2 separate regions of the Mus musculus genome follow, and region 1 is linked to region 2. Evidence: chromatin loops called from intact Hi-C (ENCODE). Cell type or tissue: left cerebral cortex. All regions are shown on one strand.

What was found. Hi-C counts contacts between places; a loop is a spot of excess contacts. Peaks named below come from ENCODE experiments on the same cell type or tissue, not always from the same donor. Only the 100,000 strongest peaks of a DNase experiment are listed, where the experiment ranks them.
Region 1: a loop joins it to region 2, with 4 times the contacts of the local background. A loop is called at or near these places in 4 of 42 quality-filtered maps.

What each region holds. Positions count from the first base shown.
Region 1 is chr3:85,568,080-85,576,079 of GRCm38, forward strand. It overlaps Gatb (glutamyl-tRNA(Gln) amidotransferase, subunit B), which reads left to right and starts at 6,050. Exons shown (of 13, transcript NM_144896.4): 1 at 6,050-6,240; 2 at 7,785-7,935. The coding sequence starts at 6,065. Gm46809 (a long non-coding RNA gene) reads left to right here and starts at 7,942. Exons shown (of 2, transcript XR_001783869.2): 1 at 7,942-8,000. It also overlaps Gm3740. In left cerebral cortex, CTCF peaks have their summits at 3,381 (motif pointing left) and 5,843; DNase peaks (open chromatin) are centred at 1,322, 2,743, 3,365, 4,488 and 2 more places; H3K4me3 peaks cover 1,668 bases; H3K27ac peaks cover 6,874 bases.
Region 2 is chr3:85,518,856-85,526,855 of GRCm38, forward strand. No RefSeq gene overlaps it. Among named protein-coding and RNA genes, the nearest start is that of Gm31419, 31 kb to the left of the region's middle. In left cerebral cortex, a CTCF peak has its summit at 3,481; DNase peaks (open chromatin) are centred at 2,085, 2,714 and 3,462; H3K27ac peaks cover 6,018 bases.

The DNA of each region.
Region 1 (8,000 bases), 49 kb after region 2:
GCTATGCATCAGTGTAAAATATTCTTCAGGGGGATCATACCCATACACTAAAGCAACCACGATAAAGAAAACAGCTTTCCAGAATGAATATAAATAAGTGTTAGGCCAAAATGTGACTATTATATGCCAGAGTGACTATTTATATATTTTTTTACTTTGGTTTGTTGCTTGGAATCCACAGCATTCAGTCCCATCCTTAACACAATTTCTTTTCATTTTTACTATATGTGGAGAGGAGTGAAAACATCTTTTAGTAGCAAAGACTGATCTAAATGTTTAAACAAAATCAATTTGAAATCACTGTTGGGCTATCACTCAATCTTCTTGTTGAATCTGACTCTAGAGTCAGGCTCCAAGGAGACACAAATAATGTCTGTACTCCTGTATCTCTTCTTAATTCATCAATCGCTGGGAACTTTCCCCTTCTCCCCTCTCTCTGCATTTATCTCAGTAGTTCTATCTTTTGATTACTACTTGGTTTTAAGCCAAAACAGCACTTCTTCCTGAACCACGATGTTGCCTCTCAATAGCTGTATATTAAACTGTGGTGAACTTGAAGGCTCAGCCACCAAGATTTCAGGCCTATTGTTTTGAGTAGGTCATTCATTCTTGGTTCAAGGGCAGCCCAGATAGAAGTGCCAGTTCAGATATTCACAAGTAATGACACCAATTATCTGGCAAGATGTGTGAGATAAGCTGTTCTGTTCCCTTCTGTAACACCACCTTGTGGAATGTTGGCTATTCCCGCCCCCACCCCACCCCAGATGATCAAGGAAGAGTTGATTCATCAGGAGAAAGGTCTCATCAGAGTCCATGTGTCCTGGTGAGGCTGTGTATGCATGTGCTTGGACATGTGTGTACATATTATATATGTTATTGACAGAAGTCAATGCTGAGCCTTGTTTCAGTCACTCTCCACCTTAAGTTTTGAGGTGTAGTCTCTCACTGAAACTGTATAGGCCCTGTCTGTGCTCATCTCTTTAGCTCTGGGCTGCAGATGCACAACACAGCACTCAGCTTTTGACATGGGTGCTAGGGCCCCAAGCTCAGATCCTCATGCTTGGACAGACAGCACTTTACCAACAGAGCTCTCTCCCCAGCATTCTCTGTTGAGTGATTCTTTAATGATATACATTTATTCATCATCATCCTTTGGCTCTAAAATAAGAGAACAAGCTGACAAATAAAAATATCTGTTTTGAAACGGAATAGCCACTGGCTATTCTTTTTGCATTATTTTTTGAATGAAAGTAGAGCTTAGAAGTGTGTGTGTGTGTGTGTGTGTGTGTGTGTGTGTGTACATGCACATGCGCACAAACTCTGTAGCTCTGATGGCTAGAATACTCAATTCCAAAGCACAAAAATAGGGAGCATTTTTAGTTCCTTGCAGAGCTTTGATCACATGCAAACCACAGTTTGCAGAAACACGGAGTTTAATATTTTCTAGCTCTCCGTACTTGCAACTCAGGATTATCTTCCTTCAGGCAAGGGATGAGTCAAGGGGCCACATGCAGGTAGAACTTTTGCTGATACACTATTCCTGTTTCTTTCCTGGGTTCAGTCATATTTTTAGATCAGCAAGCTATTCCTTGAATCAGAGAGAAGACCACAAAAATATTATAGTTCCTAGGCCAGGCCTAATAACGACATGCTGGCCTCATCTTCCCAGCTGGCATTTCATCTCCACAAAGGCCCTGAGCAGGGTGTTCTATTTCCTTGCATTGGGAATGAAGAAAGGGTTATAGATTTCTTTGCCCCACAGCAATCTTCTAGAGAAAGTGATTGTTCCCTCCACATCAGTATTTTATCAGAAGCAAGACTTTAATGGAAAAATAAAAAGAAATGAATCCTGTTCTCCCAACTGCTCAGCAGGCATGTATTCCCAGTCTTTGTTTTTCCCCCAGTGGTACTTTTCTAGACCTTAAAATGTGGGGTTTTCTAAGAAGAAACTTTGTGTTTAAAGAATGCTTTTTTCAAAGACATGAACTACCTTTGTTCCAATGTTTTTACTACATGCAGATGATCTTGTCAAGTTTTGTCACATGCCCATCATCGTAAATGAATTGTTTTCTTTTTTATAGGGAATTTGAATTAACGTTACCACCAACCCTTCCTATCCACATGGCTGAATTTCAACATTGGGCTTCTTTCCATAGTCAAAAAGACAAATAGAAAATATTATCCAGCAGAGAGATCAAACTTATTACTGTATTAAGAAACACTGTGACAACTCCCATCCAGCTTTGTTAGACTACAATGGCTATTTTATATATTCATCTGCTATGTATTTTTAAAGCATTGCCTTTGTCTCCACAGGACAAATGTAGTTAATTAAAGAAAAAGATTAGTTCACACGGTTTTAAGATTTGCACATATTTTCAAATAGATTTTGAGATACAGTGTCACGACAGCAGAAGCTATCTTTTTTATTTTACTTGGAATTATAATGTTGCAATTAAAATTGTTTGCTTCTTCTTAAAAAGCAGAGACTTTGTGCCACTTGTATTATTCCTCTTACACTGTAGCACATGGCGCTGAAGAAGTTACAAACTTATCACAAAATGTCTTTTCCATAGCACTTCCCCCACTGTACCCTAGGAAAATGGATAGTGGGAAGGGTAACAATTAAATTCAATCTAAATGTGGGGGGATTCGTGTTCAGAAATCAATGTGTTTATATAAAGATGTTAAGTCAAATACAGAGGTGAACCAGGCTATTCCAACTCTTGCCAAACAAGACTTGGAAAAAGAGTAACCCAAACCAAGCATGTTATTTACAATATACTTCCTAACTAGTCTCATTTGTAAGTGAAAATCAGCTGGCTCAAACATCTTTTTAAAACTGATTGAATAACGTTGGGGAGGGAATCTGCGACACGCTCCTTGAAAAAAATATGGTTAGAAACTCTGTCCTGCTACCTCCTGAGTGCCTTGAAAATGAAAATCTCTGTGTCTTCCAGATGACAGCCACCTTGTTGTGGATCCAAAATAGCTCTCTCAGCCAGAGAGCTGTCTATCAGTAAGAGTTCTGACGGGTACATATTTGGCATTCAGAAAGAAGGCAAGAAATGGTCTCATGAAAGAAGATTTGGTAGAAGAACTGCCCCCACCCCCTGAAGTCCAATGGAAATCTGGAAAACAGTGCCTCTCGTAGACACCACCAAGAGACCAACAGGCATTTCTGAAAATGAGACATAATTTTGATAGAGAACAAAGCCAGAAAAGGGGGTGGTAAGTCCCTATTTCCACCATTAGCTTTTATAGGCATTTGAGAGTCCATGATTAGACATAAAATGTACCAAGCTGGAAGGTTCCCATTTGTTCAAGGAAGCAAATCCACTTACATGTATAGGATTTTCTCTCCCCCTAGTGGTGGGGTGGAGGCCTTTGAAGACTGAGAGCATGTGATTGCACAATACTGCTTTAGAAATCAGTCTGGGTTTCCACTGCAGCGCACTTTGTACAAAAAGTAGGCTATTCTTTGGGTGTCCTCACATTCTCTACAGTGATTTCTGAACCTCTTTCAATACTCCCAGTGAGGTAGTGAAGTGTCTCATAACTATGTTCCAGCGTGAGGTAAAGTCTTTCTTTCCTCCTCTTTAGCCCTATTAAAGGTGAAGCCACGTTGCATTCCCAAACAGTTTTACTGACCAGAAACCCACTCGAGGAGTTAAGGGAGAAGAAAAAGGAAACCCATATATAGCTAATGTAGGAAACATGGGGACTCACAAGAAAGACACCCATATATCAAGGACCCAAAGAATGAAAGGAGCTAATTAGAGATACATTTTGAAACGTTTTCACCTTTGTGTTCCATGCACTTTCATTTTCTTCTTTAGTTATATGAAAGTAAAATTCAGATTACTCATGGGAAGTAGATAAAAAAGAAAAAATATAGAATAAGTAAATGTCAATCAAGTTTTAAAAATTATTTTTAAATGTATGTATGAGAGAGACATGGTTAGGGGAGTGCTGTGTGTGGTGTCTGCAGAAAGCTGACGATGGTGCCAGCTCTTCTGGAGTTGGAGTTACAGGCTGTTGTGACTCTGGACATGAGTGCTGGCCAACAAACTCAGGTCCTCTGGAAGAATAGAAAGTGCTCTTAACCACTGAATTATCTCTCCAGCCCAGGTTATTTTTCCAAATGGAGTGACCATATTATAAAATGCCAAAATGTTTTCTAAATATTAATGGAAACAGATCCTAAATTGTAGCTGTCTTATCTGTAGGTTAGTGATCGATAACTGCAACACATCAGTGTGGAATATAGAGAGTACACATCTATTCTTTCTCTATAATTGGGCATCAGTGACTTCCACTGGATTGCTCCTCTTGGAAATCTCCAAGGCAACCAAGCACCTAAGTTCACACAGAGAATAGGTTCCTTTTCTGGCTTCCTTACCATACACTACACACATAAGTCAGAACTGTTGGGCCCCATTTTGGCCCTGGTTTGGGCCTTGAGGACAAACTCGAATCTGGCTCGAGTTTCTGCGGCCTTGTGGGAGAGCCTAAGCCTGGCTCAAGTTTTGAGACCTGTCTCAGTCACTTCCATATTGGGGTGACTCAGCAAGACCTGTTTGGCCCTGCCTCTGCCCTGTCGTTGCTGATGTAGAGCTTTGCCATTGACCCTGTCAGTCACTACGCCATCTTACCCCACCAAAACCCGCCTCCCTATGTTCCAAACTTATATAAGCAAGAGGCTGACTCCATAAAGTTGAGTTCCTGCTTCAACAAGACTCCCAACTCTGTGTGTTTCTTTTGGGCCGTTGACACTCGCCATCCTGCTCAGCCCTGGAGAGACCCCAGAGGGACAGGGACCTCTCTCCTCTGTCCTGGACCTGTCAGCAAGGAGCAGGTACAGAACCTCCAACTCTCGATCAGGTCCCTCAATCTCACCTTGCACATCTCCCAGAAACATATGTTTTACTTTACCCTTCACCACTACCCCAATCTGTTATTGCGTTTCTAAAGAACATACCCTCTCAACAGCCCCCATTTGTCAAATACATTCACTGCACTGTACTACTTCATATATTCTTGAGGCGCCTACTCTGTACTCTGGAAATACTATGGTAAATACCAGACAAGGATCCATTGAAATCAAAGATAGCTGTTAAGACTATGTTGACAATTAAAATCAGGCAATGAAAGTAAGAACTATTGTAGACTAAGTTTTCAAATAAAAAAAAAAATCACCTGGAATTTCAACAAGGGATATGAAAGGCTCTGCTTGGTTTTGCCTTCCTGAGGGTGGGACCTAGCATCTCTACATGGTAGGCAAATGCTGTACCACTGAGGGATATGCCCAGTCCAAGATGAGTTCTGAAGTCAAACAACAAAAGAAATCCATTGAGGTGATGTCTTTTTTTCTATCAAAGCTTTCTAACACAAGAAATTGTTTCAGATGTTGGCTAAGAAAAATAGTAAGTAAAAAGCACATAAAAGTTTAAAAATTTTTTTCGGACATGAAAACAATTTTTAAAACGTTTTTCTGTATGGTTCCTCTCCCTAAAATGTCAATTCTTTAAAATATAACATCCCCAAAGTCTTTCTTTCTAGCATATCAATGCTGCCTTATTATTGAACTAGGTATATATAGCAGGCATGCAAATAAGTATCAGTTGAAATAATGCACAAATTTGTGTGCGAGGTGTGCGAGCAAGACAGAAAAAATAAAAGCGTTGGAGGGTCCAGGAAGCCTTTGTGGTAATGTTAGGGTCATTTGTTTCAACTCACGGGCTTAAGCTGAGTATAAAATCCTTGGTGAGGCTTCCTTGCTTGGCGCTCCCTCAAAGAGCTGTCAAAGTACACACAAGCTCTACCGCCACAAAGCTCTCCAACTCCCCGCTAGGAGGAGTCACACAGGACCCACCAACCTTCCCACTTCTTTGGTTCCGCCCCTCCCTAACAAAGTTCCGGCAGCCTTTGAATTGGGTTGCTGGGAACAGTAGTCTTCCGGTCAAGAGCTACACGGGTTGTGGCGCATTGCCAGAACTACGCTTCCCAGGGAGCCTCGCGGCAGAGGGAGGGTGGGTCACCTGACCGGGACTTCGGCGACGCTATGGCGGCGCCCATGCTGCGCTTGGGTTTCCCTGGAAGACGCTGGGCTTTAACATGGCTAGATGGCGGTTCCCGCCACCGAAGTGGCTCTCAGACTGGGCCCACATCCAACTGGGCTAGGAGACAGAGTTCAGTGGCTCAGCCTTCCCTCCACACGGCTCAGAAGCCGAGGAAAGGGTATATCTTCTTCGTACTTTTGCCTGTCTCGTGGAAGTGCAGAACGAAGATAATGGCCCCGGCAGCCCAGCCTGAGGGTTTTAGTGTGCTGGAGGGTGGTCACCTGTGTTATGGGCAACTGAACCTAAATGAAAACACAAAACCAGGCCTGCCACCTTCAGCCTCACACTTAAAACTTCTGTCTTAAAGTAGGCATATTTGGACAACGTGCGAATGTAAAATAGCGTTTCCTCCAGTCGTCTTCTCAGACAGAAGACTGGAATACTTTGCCCTACTAACTCGTGTGGGGTCTGCGACACTAGACTCTGGCTCGTATGTAGCGGGCATTTGGCGTCACTACAGGCTAGCAATAATTTAAAGACAGAAAATAGCCGTTGTACAAAGCCCCAGATAGGAGAGGTCTTATTAGTCAGAAAGCACTAGCTATCTGTGGTTTTATTGTGGGCATATTTGTCTAGACCCCAGGAGGATGTTAGTCGACTGACGAAATCTTTCCCCGATTATATAAAGAATTGCTTATGTTGTACAGCAGTTAGTTGCTTCCGTGTACATGATTTAAAGCTTCTTTTAAAATACAGCAACAAGGCAATTTTTAAAAAAGTTTTGTTTTGTTGAGGTTGGCATTCTTTTTAGCATTTCAGTGAAGAAGAGAAGAAAAATGTCCAAAATCATCACCTTTCTATTCTCTTCATAAACTAGACTATTTTCTTTCCACGAAATGAAACTGCAGAAATACTTCGATTAGCAATTAGAACATGCAGAATTTCTGAATTTCTTAGTTTATTTCCTCTCTCTTGAAAGCTTTATTATCAAATTTTAGAAAGAAGGAATTAATCTTTTCTCATTCCTTCATCTGTTGAACTGCTTAAAACAAAACTGAATGCACATGAATTAAAATCTGACTAATATAGAAAATGTCTAGGGAGAAGTGAAGACTAGGAACATACATAGGAATAGAGAATTTAATTCCCCAAAGAGAGTGGAGTACTGGCTCACCAGAGTAGGGCTGTTCAGATAAGAGACAGTATATCACTGTAAGCATTTACAAAGATTTGCTAGCAGTGAAGTATGAACAAATGAAAAAAATTTAAGTTTAGATCTCAAGAACTGGATGGGACTTGGTGGATGAAAACAAAGTTTCCTCTAATGGTTTTCTGTTCTTTTTCACGGGTTTTAAGGAATACCATATTGTGGTAGTCTATGGTATCTGATCCTGCTTCTGTAGCTACAAGCTCTTAACAATGAACTCAAAATATGGGCGATAATTTATTCTTTAGCCATCATTTCTCTAGAACTAGAATCCTGGCATTTGTATTAAACCCAAATAATGATAAGATAAGCTTTTATTATTTACTGAGTCATTTACTTAGTGTTTATTAACTAATAAGGTACATTTAGTTTATTCACCAATAAAATGACACATTTTAAAATATAAGCATATAAAATTTTAATTTAAAACACAAGATTATAATTGGAAATATAGGTTTATAAGAATTTATATTTAGCGACAAATGTAACGTTTTAACCATTTTCCTTCCCTTTAGTGAACACAAATGGGCAGCTGTAGTAGGACTGGAAATTCATGCACAGATTTCCTCCAACTCTAAACTCTTCTCTGGAGCTCAAGTGTGCTTTGCAGCACCTCCAAATTCTCTGGTTTCTTATTTTGATGCATCTCTGCCTGGAACATTACCGGTAAGGTGTTTTATACTGTCTGTTTACATTAGAAAATGTTTATGTCATAGTGAATATAGATAAGG
Region 2 (8,000 bases):
CTGCTATTTATAGAGCGAGAGCAATTTTACCACAGGGTGTGGGGTTTAATTTAAAAAGACGTCAAGGAGCGAGGGGCAGATGGCTGAGCAGGCAGCGCCTCTCATTGACCTTGACAGGGCCTACTGCAATTGCTTCAGCTTTAGGGACTCTGACGTGGGCTCTGAGGATGATCCCCACACGGGGAAGCTCTTTGGGGAAGGAAGAATAAATCGATATACCAAATACCCTGCTTTTTGATTTCTAATTGATCTCTGATCAGCTTGGGAGATGACACTGGCTGTCAGTTTAAGGGGTCTTTTCTGAAAAGCTCTTCATCTAGACAGACTCTGTTATGTGTCATAGGGTATTAGATATGAAAGATCCCAAACTAAAGGATAGGAGGAGGAGGAGGAGGAGGAGGAGGAGGAGGAGGAGGAGGAGGAGGAGGAGGAGGGAGGAAAATGTCTTTCAACCCATAGAGAAGGAATGAGCAGTCTTTGCTTACTCCACTCTCCCTCCCCATAAGAGTCAGCAAACCACCTTTTAGGGCTCCCTTTATCTTATTATTTTGTTGATTTCGCGAGGACATCATAATAAGACAACAAATACTGCTTGGCCAACCATAAATGTAGTCTTCAAGGGCCTTGTTTCTTCTGAACACATTGGGAATCCTTCCTTGCCTCTACACAGCTTCTAGTGCAGTGATTCTTAGCCCTATGGGTCATGCCCACTTTAGTGGTTGCTTTTAATATAGCCTGCATATCAGATATTTACATTATGATTCACGGCAGGATCAAAATTACACTTATGAAGGAGCCAAGAAATAATGTTATGGCCGGGGCATTAGGAAGGCTGAGAACCACTGTTCCAGTGGTTTGCTCATAATCCTGGACACTCCTTGGATTGTAGCTGCAAACTTCAGTCTCTGCCTTCTTTGTCACATAGTCATCTCTCTGTTCCTCTGTGGTCCTGGCTGGTCTAGGCCTGTTAGAGTTCCACCTGCCTCTGTCCCCGAAGTGCTGGGGTTAAAGGTGTGCCCCACTAAACTCAGCTTCTTCTCTTACAAGGACACTCACTGGTCACAGTGGGTTGCACCTACCCCATACTGCTACGATCTTATCTCAACTAATGGTACCTCAGCAATCCTGCTTCCAAATAGGACTGAATTCTCGGGTATTGGGAGTGAGGACTTCAACAGAGGGGATTGATTGGCTCCAATAGTGCCCACAGGTACAAAATTTACTTGGCTCGTTCCCTTGGTTGTAAGAAAAAGTTAAAATATATTGATAGCCAAGCTTTCCTCGTACCATGAAAACTCCTACAATCAGACCCGGTAGAATTAGCCCATTTTAATAGTTCTTCAGCTATACTGGTTAATTTTGATTGCCCCATGGGATGGCCATAGGTATTTCTATGGGGTGTGATTTTGGAGGAGTTCAACATTTAAATTGATAAACTAAATTCAGCAAGTTGTTTACATCCAACTGGTTAAAGGCCTGAATAGAAGAAAGGCCACCCTTCTTCCCTAAGAAAGAAGAAATTATCCTTTGTATCTGCCTTTGAGCTGGGATGCAGGTTTTCTTTCAACTTTAGACCTGACCCGAAACAGTGGTCCTTCCTGGGTTATGAACTTGCAGGCTTTGAGACCAGAGCCACAGCAAGTGGCTCTCAGGGGCCTTCATCTGGCTTGGGCTTGTCTGCCCCTTAGTCTTATGATTCCTACAATAAAATTCTTATAATGAATCTTTTTATCTCTATGTACTCTATAATCCTACATATCTTATTTACAATCCCCCCTCTGTGTGTGTGTGTGTGTGTGTGTGTGTGTGTGTGTGAGTGTGCACGCGTGCACATGTCTTTCTTATAGGTGCTATATGCCATTCTAATATACGATCAAATTCTGAAACCACTGATATATAAATCACAAATAAGCGAGCAATGCTATCTGGGGGAAGGCTTTTCAAATTCTATGTGAACATTTGAGGAGAGCCATAACTGGATGGGGAAAGAGCCTGAGCAAGTGGAACAGGAAGAGAGGGTGGATAGAAGGACTGAATCTTTGGAGAAGCTAAGATGGACAGACTGACTAAGCCTGGATGCAGCCCTGCTGCAGGTGCCATGGTTAGGCAATGCAGAGAGCTGTCACTGAAAGATTTTCCAGAAGCAGTAATGTATCATTTCTGTGTTTCAGAAAGATGAATCTAAAAGACATGGAGGAGAGGGGAGAAAAGACAACGTGAGAGGACTGATGAGGCCATTCATGCAAAACCCTTCTGGGGACTAGATGTTTGTGCTCGACGCAAAGCCACATGTTAAACCCCAAGCCCCTACAGTGTGACAACATTTGAAAAGAGGCTATTTGGAAGATAATTGGGTTTAGATGGAGTCAAGAGTCTAGAGACTTCATGGTGGAGTGACTGTCCTTAGAAGAAGAGGAAAGGACAACAGAGCTTCCTGTCTCCTTCATCGGGGACAGAGAAGAAAGCACCTGTCTGTAAGCCAGGGGTGCTCACCAAAAGCTAAGCAAGAGGAGCTGTGGACCTGAGCTAGAGCAAACAGATTGTGTGTGTGTGTGTGTGTGTGTGTGTGTGTGTGTGTGTGTGTGTTAGAGCTACATTTACCCAGATTGGGCAACTAGCCTTGGAATTGAGGAGGAGGTGTTGTATATGACTTCAAAGTCCCTAACTTAGGTGACTGAGAAGATGGTGGTGTTTAAGATTGGGAACACAGGAGGAGAAACAGATTTTGTGGAGGATGTAATGAGTTCAGTGCATTTAAATTTGAGGTAGCACGGGGCATTTGTTCAGATGCATCCAGGGAGCTGATAAAAATAGGTTTCTGGCCTTCACTAAAGTGGTTATGCTCTTTATAGAAGAAGACTCAGGAATAATGGAATGTAGACAATGACATCATTCATGGTTAGAAAGATCTAGGGAGATTGTGAAGGGGCTGGAAGTAGGAGCTTAGGATATGCAACTGTTTAAAAGACCTGAGGCAGGGGAGAAGTTATCTAAGAAGCTAAGACCAAGCAGAAAAAAAAGAAAGCATGTGACAATGACCTGGGGACCAAAGGATTTAACATGAATTACTAAGCAATGGCAAGAGTGTATCTATATCCCACAACTGAGGGAGAATGTGCCAGGAGGGACAGACTTGAAATACAGAACTCATTGCAAACTGTGTAAGTAGGAAGTCATGCCCTTCTAATGATGGTCAGGGGAAGGATTTCCAATTCTCCAAGTAACAAATATCCTTAAAATATAGGAATGATGGATATTGTTGAATGTTTCAAAGATGTCCCCAGGAAAGGTGGAGAGGATTAGCCTTGAGTATTAAATGAAGAGATATGTACGTTGATTATGTTTGCTTATAAAAATAAATAATGTTTATTTAAAAATTAAATAATGAATATATTGTGGAATAGAAAGATGTTACCATAACATTTAAAGATGAAGAGAATTCAAGTATTTTAAGGTACACATGGGCCCACTGCCACTAGGGGTGCTGTGTTGGGACAGACATTAGCTGGAGGGCTGCACACTCCCAGTAAGTCAAATCCATGAGCAACTAGTCTGTTAATCCACACTCCAGCCTAGGAACATATAGCATCATGACCATAGTAATCTAAGGACCTGTGTGTGTGTGTGTGTGTGTGTGTGTGTGTGTGTGTGTGAGAGAGAGAGAGAGAGAGAGAGAGAGAGAGAGAGAGAGAGAAACAGAGACAGAGACAGAGACAGAGACAGAGACAGAAGACAGAGAGAGACAGAGAGAGATTAAAAATTAAGAGAAAACTTGTTGTTTGCCAGGACTTAGTAAACCTTTTTAAAACCTGATATCTATTTCTTCTGATGGAGACAGACTATTCAGTTGCATAAAGCACCTTTTATCCTATCAGACTACATGGCAAAAGAAACATCCTTCCTTTGACTTGATGAGAACTCAAAGGAGTAGTCTCTGGTTCTACATCAGCCCAATTCAGTGACTCCTTGGATGGAGAAAAACTAGCACTCTTTTTCTAAAACATAGCAATAGCCCAATCGCTGAGACATGGTGATTGAAAATAGGCCCCTAACATTTCAAAATCTCAATAACTATGGCTCTTGGTAAATTGTTCCTTTAAGAGAGTCTGCAGCATGCACACAGCCTGGTGGGTGGGAACCTTCAGGTCTGTTCCCCTATTCTCTTAGGCGAGATGATCTCTAAGGTTTTTGCTGTCTCTGAAGGACTAAATAGCTGCTGTGTCTCACCTACTGTGACAGGTGGCTCATCACATTGATGAGTCCTAAGTACACACCTTCCTGGCACATACGACAAAAGTTGTTACCAGGGACTGGGGTATTGCTGTGATTGGCCTGACTATGCTTTTGTTTGGAGGAATGTAGATTTTGGGACTTTGGAAAGCAGTGGAATGCTTTAAGTTAGGCTTACTGGGCCATCCTGGTAGGAAGATGGAAGACTCTGTGGCTGAGTATGGTTTGAACTGTGCAGATTTGGTTTCAGTGGAGAAGAATTTCAGAATGTGTCCTAGAGACTGTTTTTGTGGGATTTTGGTGAAGAGTGTGGCTGCTTTTTGCCCTTGTCTGAAGAGTCTACCTGAGTCTAAGGTAAAGAGGTTTATATTAATTGCATTGACAAAGGTAGTCTCAAAAAAGCCCAGCAGAGACTTTGTTCTCTGGTTAAGTCTCATGAAGAGCATTTTGAACAAGTATAGCAAGCTTAGAAAGAAAAACTATAAAATATATGATCAAGTATTAAGCAGGCCCCAGGAAGGGAAATGGAACTGAATCCTTTGCTCTAGGAGATAAGTGAAGATAAAGGAGATTAAGGGAATATGGGGCAAGATCCGACCCAGCTAAATTTAGATCCAGGCATGATGGTACACACCTTTAATCCTAGGAGACAAAGCCAAGCAGATCTCTGAGCTCAAGGCCAGCCTGGGACAGAGCAAGTTCTAGATGAAGAAAACTTTAAGTCCTGGTGTGGTGGTACACACATTTAATTCCAGGAGACAGGCAAGCAGGTCTCTGAGTTCAAGGTCAATCTACAGAGCACGATCCAGGACAGCCAAGCTTAGGCAATGAAGGAACTGGAAAACAGAAAGCTAGTGATAATGTAATAGAACAAGGGCCATGTTCCAGTTCCTGCAAGTGGCAGAACTCAGCAGCTTTGGCAGTGTGGCTCTGACTTTAGAATCCAGAATAGAAGGCACTACTGGGACAATTGATGCTGGTTAGCTGGAGGTAAGGAATTAGCTGTGATTAAGAAGAGACCAGCATCACTGAGGTGAAATCTTCTGGAAAGTGTTTTCTGAGAGCACAAAGAACCTGTGTTCCAGAGATAGCCAAGGCTGTACCTCATGCTGCAGCTGTACTTGGTAATGTGTAGGAGTCACTCAGGTGGTATTGGTTTTGAAGGCATGAAGGGGTCATGAAGAACAGCTGGAGCTTGGCACTGTGAGAGGCCATGGAAGGCCATTGGTGAAGGTGCAGCTCCAGTTGCAGTTGACAGCCCAGGACTGAAGGGGTCATGCAAAGGAGTTGAGGCTTTGCACCATGAAGAGAACCTTTGAGAGGCTATTGGTGAAGCTTAGGTGCTGTGGAAAACCCCAGCATATTGGAGATGCCAGTACCATGGGATCCCCATGGGATGCCATCACCAAGAACAGCAGCAGCAATTGATCAACCTGACTTAGAGGGCAGAGTTAGAAGAAGTGGCACCAGCCCTTTGGAGGAGCCCAGAAGATCATATGTGAATCCCAGACATTGAAACAAGAAGTTGTAACATTGAAGTTGCCTTGGAGACTCGAAGATTTTCAATATGCCAGAACTGTGGAATACCTGCTGAGAAAGCTACTGACAGGTAGTGGAGCTAGCACAGGAGAAAGAAGTTTGTTGCAGTCAACAAAGATGACAAAGGAGTTGGAGATCTGAAGACTGCTTTGACATCGGACATGGAGATGCAGAGTTTGGAGTTTGTCCAGCTGGTTTCCTGTCTTGCTTTGGGGATTACAGTTAAGTGATTAGATGCATCTCAGAAGAGACCTTGAACTTTGGACTTTTAACCTTGTTGAGACAGTTACAGACTATGGGAACTTTGGAAGTTGGACTAAATGTATTTTTATTATATGGCCCCCATGTTTGAACAAGCCTATGGAGGCTCTGGAGTGGAATGAGATGGTTTGTATATGCCTGAGCCAGGGAGTGGCACTAGTAGGAAGTGTGTCCTTGTAGGAGTAGCTGTGTCACTGTGGGTTGTGGACTTTAATACCCTAGTTATAGCTGCCTGGAAGTCAGTATTCTGATGGCAGCCTTCAGATGAAGATGTAGAACTCTCAGTTCCTCCTACACCATGCCTGCCTGGATGCTGCCATGTTCCCATCTTGATAACGGACTGAACCTCTGAACCTGTAAGCCGGCCCCAATTAAATGCTGTTCTTTTAAGAGTTGCCTTGGTCATGGTATCTGTTCACCCTAACTAAGACACTTTGAATGCCCCTCCCTGGTCTGGAACTGTGAGTAGTGTGATGGGTGGACTTCTGATTCTGCGTTCTTGACAATCCTGGAGAGGTACGGAGAATGTCTACTTTCTATGTGAAGATAGAAGTCAAGAATGAAGCTATCATCGGAGAAGGGTGGGAAGAGGCCCAGTCTTGCCAGCCTTCAGCTGAGCCTGGCCCGTAGCTATCGAGTGAACTCAATGAACTTTTTTGAGAGACCATTGGTAAGGCCAGCAAAAGAACCACCCAGCTGAGTTTAGCTCTAATTGCAGAATCATGAGCAAAGAGAACAGCTTTCATCTTAGGCCACTGACTTTTACGATGGCTTTTACACTCAACTAGAAAGATGAAAAAAAAATTACTGTAATTTCAATTCTTGAAAACAGAAGTTGGCAAAGGTTCCAAACTGCACCAATTTCCTGACCCTTCTCCACAGGGATGTGATGTGATATCACAGTGCTAATTTGGCCCAACCCGATTCTTCACGGATCTGTTTATTTTGTAGTTTTGATAAGCAGGCACCTGGAGGCATTGTAAGCCCCTGCCGGGCTGCAGCGTATCCGACATTAGTAAACCACCTGATTCACAAGCTACCTTTCCAAGCACCTTCCTTGTGGCAGCCCCACACTCTGGGCTCCCATCTACCTGCTGTATGTTACTTGCTCCAGGGCCAAACACCAGACAACTAAGGGCTGGGCCAGGCCACGCCTTGGAGACTGCTGCAGACATTCAAGCCAGCAGGACAAAAGAGGTCACTCACATTTGTACTTGCTTCCTCTGTGCCCCGACCAGTTTGCCCTTCCCTCTGTAGCCCTTGTCCCGGGAGCCTGGTTTCCCCCTTCTTTTAGAATCTGGGGGTATAAACCAACCTTTTACAATGGTGTGCGATACCTGAATAATAATTACAGTGCATTTTAAGATAGCAACCCGTTGGTATGAATGAGGGGGCAAATCTCACAGCCAGTGTCACTCTAGCAGGAGACTAAGATGGACAAGGTAGGAGTGACTGTCACATGTGTCCCCCAGACAGACCTGCCTCACCTGCATCAGCCTTTCATTGTGCACCCTAAGTTCTGAGTAGTTATACATTGTTCCACTAGAAATAAGTAATGTTTTTGATTGTTTCCCCCAACAATTTTCACAATAGCTCTAGGAAATAATTTGTTGTCTCCTTCATACAGATATGAAAATCAAAGGTTAAAATAAATAATATGCTGTAAGAAGGGGGAGATTCCAACTTTTTTTTCTCTAATTCTCCAAATAGAATGTTTTTCCTAAATGGTCCCAACAATTTTTGGAAGTTCCATTGTTTGCCAATCTTTCCTATTTGTGTATGCATTACATAAGACCTCAATATGTTTTCTGAGTTAAAATTTGAACAAATGAGATTTATGTACTAATTTTTTTAACTACATGTATTTGTTTGTGTTGGAAACATACACACCGCAGAGAGCATGTGAAGGCCAGAGGGTGAGGTCAGGAAGTCTGTTCTCTCCTTCTGCATTCGGATCCCAGGCACTGACT